3 separate regions of the Homo sapiens genome follow, and all the other regions are linked to region 2. The links are chromatin loops, found by intact Hi-C in ENCODE. Cell type or tissue: PC-9. All regions are shown on one strand. Region 1 has its middle 41 kb from the start of PEG10. Region 2 has its middle 71 kb from the start of CASD1. Region 3 overlaps SGCE (sarcoglycan epsilon).

Region 1 (2,500 bases), 120 kb before region 2:
AATGCTAATGTTATATTTTCATAAAATAATTTTATGCATATTATTTTCATACAATTTATGGGGAAATTCGAGACATGTGGGTTGTAAGCCAAATTATAATGGAGTCCACTAAACTCTATATTTGCCATGTTAGGCTTCGGAAGACTTAGAAGAGATTTCATAAGGCGTGAACACATATTTCTTCTGCATAATAAATGTTACTGTTGAGTAAATAGTTAACATTGATTCTTTTGTTGCACATCCTAACAAAATTATGGTTAAGGTGTGCTAACACGACTAATTTCTAATCTCAGCTTTTACAACTTTGTTCTGCCTTTATACAGTACTGCCAAACTACAGTCTGAGGAGAAGGAGAACTTCTAGCAGTAAAATGTCCTATTTCACACTGGTTCTCATGAGTCATCTCAATAATATGTTGTTTTCAAGGTCAACAGCTGGCAGGAAACAGCACAGAAGAAATAATACATGCAGTTTTAAACTTGCATTCTATACAATGGTATACACACAGAAATCTTTATGCAATCAGTATACATAAGGCTGTTTATGCTTTTTAAATTTTTGCTTCTTAAATTTGCTGCTCTTTGTGACTACTTCTCTTGGTAGCCGTGGGCATGGTATAATATTTGTCTAGCAAACCGAAAAAAAAAAGCAAATACATTTATTTTTAAAAGTCCTCCTTCAAGTTACGTACATGTTTATTGTAGAAAATTTAGAAAACACAATCTAAAAGCAAAAATATCAACATCGCTCTAAATTCTACCTTCTGGAATAACCACATTAATATTTTTATCTTCATATGAAAATATATGTTTATGTTAATGTATGTTTTAATGTTAATGAACATATATCTCATTCAGAAAAGGGCTAAGAAAACAATTTCTAAGCAGAAGTACTGAAATGAATTGTACAAACATCACATAATAATTTGCATTTTTAAAGTATCATGGTAAAAATGCCTATGCCTAAGGATTCATTTGCACAAACACAGATTCCAAATATACCAATGAAAAAGCTGAGTTTTTGATCACAGCAATGCATCATTGTTTATTTTATTTAGTCTCAGCTAGCCTGAAAATTACCATTTTACCCAGTGGATTATTCACCCATTGTGTGGTAGAAAAAGACAAATGTTGTCACCAAACAAGATGATACAGTATTTCCTTTTATTCATAAAATCACCTTGAAAAACAGAAGTGATTCATGAATAAAAAAATCTATAGCAGCACTGGAGACAAAGCAGTGTCATTATTATACTTAAAATTGGAGAAATTTCTTAAAAACATACAGTAGTTAGCAGGATTAGTGCTAGAAACCATAGTGAAATGCAAAGCATTGAGTCAGCAGGGTTAGTAATGGGAGCTGGTCATGGGTCAAATAGTGAGTCAATTCACTGAAGAATTGTGCAACAGTTGGGCCAGTCCCAACTTGACTATTCTTTAGCCTGCAGGCTAAATCATGTTAGAAGAATTAAATAAAGTAGAATTTTTGACTCAGAAAATGAAGCCTTAGCATGAACTCCTGAACTGGAGTAAGGCAAAAAGGTAAAATTTGACCGTTAGAATGGACATCAAGAAAATGACAAGGACATTGCAGCTCCATGCTAAGAGTTGGGCCACACTCACACTTTTCTTATTTCACCATTTGAGGAAAGTCTGTAGATTATCTCTTTGCTTTTTATCTATGGGCCTTTCAAAAACAGCTGCCCTTTTTTTTCCTGGCAAGAAGCATTCCTGTAAGTTTTTCCCTGTCACACTTATGGAGCTCTAAAGTTACAACTCTCTTTCAAGGGGTAGTTCTCTATAGTAAAGAAGGCTTGAAAATGGCCAGGGAGCCCCATGACACCCACAATGGTGAGGCAAGTCTTTCATTTATAAATGTGAATACAAAATTTGCCAGACATTTTGAGGAAAACCAAGAGCAAATTTTAGTGAGGGACACTAAAATGAATACAAAAATACAGAGAAAAAAGAAACATATTCCTTAAATAATTTGTAATTAATACTTCCAAATAGATTTGAAAGGTTATTGCATACAAAAAATGGAACTATCAGAAAAAGAGAGCATTCTTAGAAATCAAAAACATGACACAAGGATATTTTTGAAAAAGAACTCAATGGTTGGACTGAAGATAAATGACGTATTTGTAGAATGACTTAATGACTGGAAGACAAAGTAGAAAGAAATTAACTGTTTTAGGAACTAAGCAAGGAGGTGAAAAATAGGAGAAAAAGTAGTTAAGAAAAATATGTAGTAGATTTTGTGTTCTTTGTGGCTGCTCAGCAATTTTGAACATCCTTACTATGTTTGAAAAATTTCTCATGAGTCTCACCAAGATAAAGGCCAGAAAGTTGTCTTCCCCATCTCTCTTGCTATTTAAAGGTAAATTTGATTAGTTAAAAATTAATATTGAAAACTCTAGGGCAGTCCTTACTCAATTATTTTTACAAAGAAGTATAATTAATATGCTAAAGGATGAGATAATGGAGAATTATAAAATGCT
Region 2 (2,500 bases):
GACACTGTGGTGGTTCCTCAAAGACCTGGAGACAGAAATACCATTCAACCCAGCAATCCCATTGCTGGGTATATACGCAAAGGAGTATAAATTATTCTATTATAAAGATACATGCACATGTATGTTCACTGCAGCACTATTCACAACAGCAGAGAGGTAGAATCAACCTAAATGCCCATCAATGACAGACTGCATAAAGAAAATGTGGTACATATACACCATGGACTACTATGCAGCCATAAAAAGGAATGAGATCATATCCTTTGCAGGGACATGGATGGGGCTGGAGGCCATTATCCTTAGCAAACTAATGTAGAAACAGAAAACAAAATGCCACATGTTCTCATAAGTGAGAGCTAAATAATGAGAACACACGGACACATGGGGGGTAACAACACACACAGGGACCTGTTGGAGGGCAGGAGATGGGAGGACAGAGCGGATCAGGAAGAATATCTAGTAGGTGCTGGGCTTAATACCTGGGTGATGGGATGATCTGTGCAGCAAACCATATGGCACACGTTTACCTATGAAGAAACCTGCACATCCTGCACATGTAACCCTGAGCTTAAAACAAAAGTTGGAAATGAAATGAAAAAAATGTCATTTGATGTCAATTGAAAGAATGAGAATGGAAGTTTGCCTGACAACTAGTGTTGGACAGTGTATTAAAACTGGCATTGATATACAGCCAGTGAGATTTTTAGTTGGTACCACTTTCCTGGGAAGAGACTTGACGATATGTTCTAAGAGCCTTTAAGCTTGATTTCATATGCACCAAGCAATTTCTAATTTAAGTTTGGATTCTCATGTTTATCTTTTGTGGAGACACAGCACTGGTCATGGCACTAGGAGAGTGATATTTTTCACTATATATTTAAAAATTGGCCTTTGAGTCTATGTGTCTAATGTGAGTCTACCCCTAAATGGTAGCTTTCCTTATGGGATTCTGGCAAAATCAGGCTCCTGATCCTGTAATACCAAAAGCCAGCCCATGGACTATGGTTAATTGAAGGAGTAAGTGTTCCCTGGAGAGGGCTCTTGACAATGATGCAATTGGTATCCTTTGCAACACCTTGGCTGACTACTCCCTGTTAATTCAAACTGCAACAGAAAATATAGTTTATTTGAAAAGAAACTAAGAGAATGATATGTTTCAGTGCTGGTATGCGAAGAAGTATTCCAAGTATGAGCAAAAGGGTAGGGCAGGAGTAAACACTATGTGCATTGTGAAATAATTGGTGGCTTTGCAGCCTAAGATGAGTAGTCTCAGGTGACAAGTGACTCAAGAGTTCTAAGGCCATCTGTTGGAACAAAGGTGATTTTGGAAAAACAAATCTAACTGAACTTGTGATGGTGCTAAGATTAGGAAAGTTATATCCTGACTTTATTTGCAATGTTATAATTTTTTGTAAGGAAGAAAGTATTCATATCTTACTTGAGTAATTAGAAAATCTTCAATAAAAATTTAGGGAAATGTCAAAGAAAGAAAATGCTAAGATGATGAAGAATAAGAAAAAATATTTGAGGCAGATAGAAGAGCATTATTTAAGCCCTTTTGGAAGAAGAGAGCCTAGTGAGTCTAGAGTTCCATTAGAAAGTCCAGTGTAGCCGCAGTAACGAAGACTAAGCATGAGATGGTGAAGTATAGGGGAAGGTGAGACCCAAGGTAGGCCAAAACCATGCATGAACTTAAAGGAGAAAAATAAAGTCTGAAGGATGTTAAGAATGAAAAATAGGATGTGGTCATATTTGACCTTTTTATACATACAAATAATCCAACAATAATATAGAGAGCAGATACAGCAGTTGGGCAGAATGGGTGTGGTTATACCAGTCTGAAATCTGTTGTAGATATAATTGGAGAAATGGTAGCTTTGACTCGGATAGTGGTGGGAGATTCAAGAGCTATTTAGGAGGTAAAAAGGCAGCAGTTGTTGTTACATTGATACTTTGGAAATAGTGTTGAGGAACAGAGAGGAGCCAATTCTGACGTGTGGGTTCTTCTTGGTCAAATGGTGGCAATATCCATTGTGATAGACAATAGTGGATGAGAATCAGGATTGAGGAAATAATATGAGCTTAGTTTTATGCAAAGTGAACTTGAGGTACCTCTGAGAAAACCAAAATTAGTAGGCAATTGAATATATGAATTTGAAACTCAGAGTAGAGGTTCGGACTGGTGCTATGATTGGTAAGTCATCTGGATATGGGTTTTCACTGAAACCACAGGATCTGATGAGAAAACTGGTGCTCATTTTGTCATCTGAACATTCATGCAGCAGCTAAAGTGTGTTGCAATTATTTCTCCAATAGCAAAAAAGATAAGGTACATGAAGTTGGATATTTGCCAGAATCTAACGATCAGGGAAAGTCTGAGATGGTATTTTATTGACATTTCACAAAATTAAAATACAACATTACTTATTATTTTTGTACAAATTTTATTACTTTCTTAATAAATCTTACATTTTTAAAGGTTGTTCATTTGCTCCAAGGA
Region 3 (2,500 bases), 63 kb before region 2:
AAAAAATATATATAAATAAAAATGTGTATATCATTTTGTGTAAGTACATTCTTTGACTGCACAACAAAATCACCTAACAATGCATTTCTCAAAAAGTATCTCCATTATTAAGCAATGCATGACTGTATTTGGGGGTAGTATTGATGTGTTCATGACATAGACTTTGCAGTCAACCACGAAATGGGTTAAAAATTCAACTCTGCCACTTAGTAAACATAAGACCTGGGGTGAGTTAACATAATTTTCTTAAACTTGGTAGTCTCATTGTAAAATAGAGTGAATACTGCCTACTTAACATAGTCATTGTAAGGATTACATTAGTTAATATGTGTACAACCCTTGGTGTAGTATCCAGCACTTAGTATTTAAGACATTGTAGCTAAAGAAAAGTAATGGCCAACTTACATTTTTTAGAGAGAAAAATGTAAAAATAATGTTTTGATGTAGGAAACAATTTTAAAAGAAATGAGGAGAATTGCATAAAAGAAGGGAAGAGAAAAATGTAGAGGGTCAGGGAGCAGCGTAACAACTTGGATGGGGATGGTAAGAGAAGGGAAGGGATGCCGGACACGTGAGCTATATAACCAACTTCTGAAAACAAAGTCTTTCATCCCCCTTACAGTGGAATATGAAAGAGACAAATGAAGTAGTGGACAGAGAAAGACTTGACAGTTTGCTTTTAAGGTGAGTATGATAATCAGATTAAATTTCATTTGGCATATCCGGCTGTTTACTTGGACAGTGATGTCTGAATAAGTTATTATTTATTATTTCCCTTCCTTGATATTCTGATTAGCTCATCAGCAATCAGTCACTATTCACAGCTCTTCAATTACTTTTATTAAATAGCAATCCTCTCCTCCCCCAGTCAGCAAATTATTCAGGTTTGGGAAACAGTAATATCTCTTCAGAGAGTGCTTGCCCCAGGCCAGATGAAATGTAGTCATGCCGCTACAAGACTCAAAATGAATCATGGAATCTTAAGACAAACTTTAACTGTCATATGGTTTCTAGGGAAGGTGAAGGCATGCCAGCCACCTTTGGATTAATTTAGGCTTTGATGATTTAGAAGGGGGAACATTGAAAAGATGATTAAATTATGTACAGTGATATCCTGGCTAATTGTGTGAATGCCTTCTTAGCTTGGGCTTTGTAAATGCAAGATGCATATGATGTTTTGTTTTTGTGTTTATGAACTAGAGTAAAACTCACACCCAGATATAATTGTAATGTAGATTACCATGAACCTGGTGAGCACAGTGGCGTTCTCTTCCTTTTAAGATTCCTGAGGATAGTCCAGTGTCTTTGGAGGATGTCCAAGAACCAGTCTCTACAAGGTTGACATATCTTTACACATTAGATTTAATCTTGAAAAGTTGTAGGTAGGATACATATTTTAAATATTGAGTCATATTTTTCCGTCCTAGAGAAATCCATTCTCACATAAAAAAATGCATTGGTCCTTTTCTAATGAAAATTAAACTTTAAAATACTAGCCTTTTTCAATGAGTATTCTGTACTTGTCAATGTACAGAATACAATACTTTTCTATACAAGAAGTTAGTCAAGTGGATCCATGATATTGGACACACAATTAAAAATAAATAGTTATTTCCCTATTATTAAAGTTTCTCCCTCAATATGTGGGACTTGGTTTAAGCACATCATTCGTGGCATCGTGTCTTGCCTTTAGTGATATTGCCTGGGGAGTAGAGCCATAAAACATTGTCCTTTTATTGGGATTTATTGGACTTCAGTCTTCTGTGGTCAAAGTAGGACTTCATCTGGATCAATACAAACTTTTAAAAAATGAATGTGTTCAAAAGCAGTGCTGGCCTTGAAATACAGCAATATCTGTGTGTTGTGTTTAAACTATTCTACCCTGCCTCTCTGTTTAAACAATTGAGACACCAATTCAATTTGCTTTTTGAATCCTGTAAAAGCCAACTAGACTGCCCTTATGCAGGACCTGGAAAGTATGAGCAATGATGCATTGATTCACTAGCCAAGGACATGTAGTGGTGTTAAATCTTATGCTGGGTTAGTAGGATTCTAAAAGCAAGAGTGTAAGAAAAAATTCCATAGACCTAAAATTATCCTAGTAAATCCTTTAAATAGCCCATAAGGTATAATATGTGTAATTTTGTATATAAAACTCTGAACAATAATTCTTATGCACAACATAGTCTGAGAACCACTGAGCTAGAATAAAGGAAGGAACAAAAGAGAAGCTGCCTGGGCACTCACCCCATTCTTTCTTTATGGTAACTACCCAGTTCATGGAGAAATGGAGAGTTCTATAGAGTGTCTGCTTGCCTGCAGGATTTACTTCATTATGCTTTAAGATTAAGCCCCTATAATCTTCAGACACATTAATAGATGATTTGGTTTTGTAAGGATTGAATTAGACAGTATATGTGAAAGTACCTTGCTCAGGAGCTGGTGATGGGAAGCAGTTAAATCTAAATGTTGCTTGTCATATCCACAAATACATTGTTCT

The links. Peaks named below come from ENCODE experiments on the same cell type or tissue, not always from the same donor. Only the 100,000 strongest peaks of a DNase experiment are listed, where the experiment ranks them.
Region 1: a loop joins it to region 2, with 10 times the contacts of the local background. A loop is called at or near these places in 2 of 110 quality-filtered maps.
Region 3: a loop joins it to region 2, with 7 times the contacts of the local background. A loop is called at or near these places in 7 of 110 quality-filtered maps.

Annotation. Positions count from the first base shown.
Region 1 is chr7:94,696,393-94,698,892 of GRCh38, reverse strand. No RefSeq gene overlaps it. Among named protein-coding and RNA genes, the nearest start is that of PEG10, 41 kb to the right of the region's middle. In PC-9, no CTCF peak of the experiment used is centred here; DNase peaks (open chromatin) are centred at 412 and 1,342; H3K4me3 peaks cover 263 bases; H3K27ac peaks cover 1,852 bases.
Region 2 is chr7:94,579,457-94,581,956 of GRCh38, reverse strand. It overlaps a transcript of CASD1 not described here. Among named protein-coding and RNA genes, the nearest start is that of CASD1, 71 kb to the right of the region's middle. In PC-9, no CTCF peak of the experiment used is centred here; a DNase peak (open chromatin) is centred at 1,216; H3K27ac peaks cover 2,270 bases.
Region 3 is chr7:94,642,790-94,645,289 of GRCh38, reverse strand. The region is part of intron 1 of SGCE (sarcoglycan epsilon); the gene reads left to right. Among named protein-coding and RNA genes, the nearest start is that of SGCE, 12 kb to the left of the region's middle. In PC-9, no CTCF peak of the experiment used is centred here; a DNase peak (open chromatin) is centred at 1,299.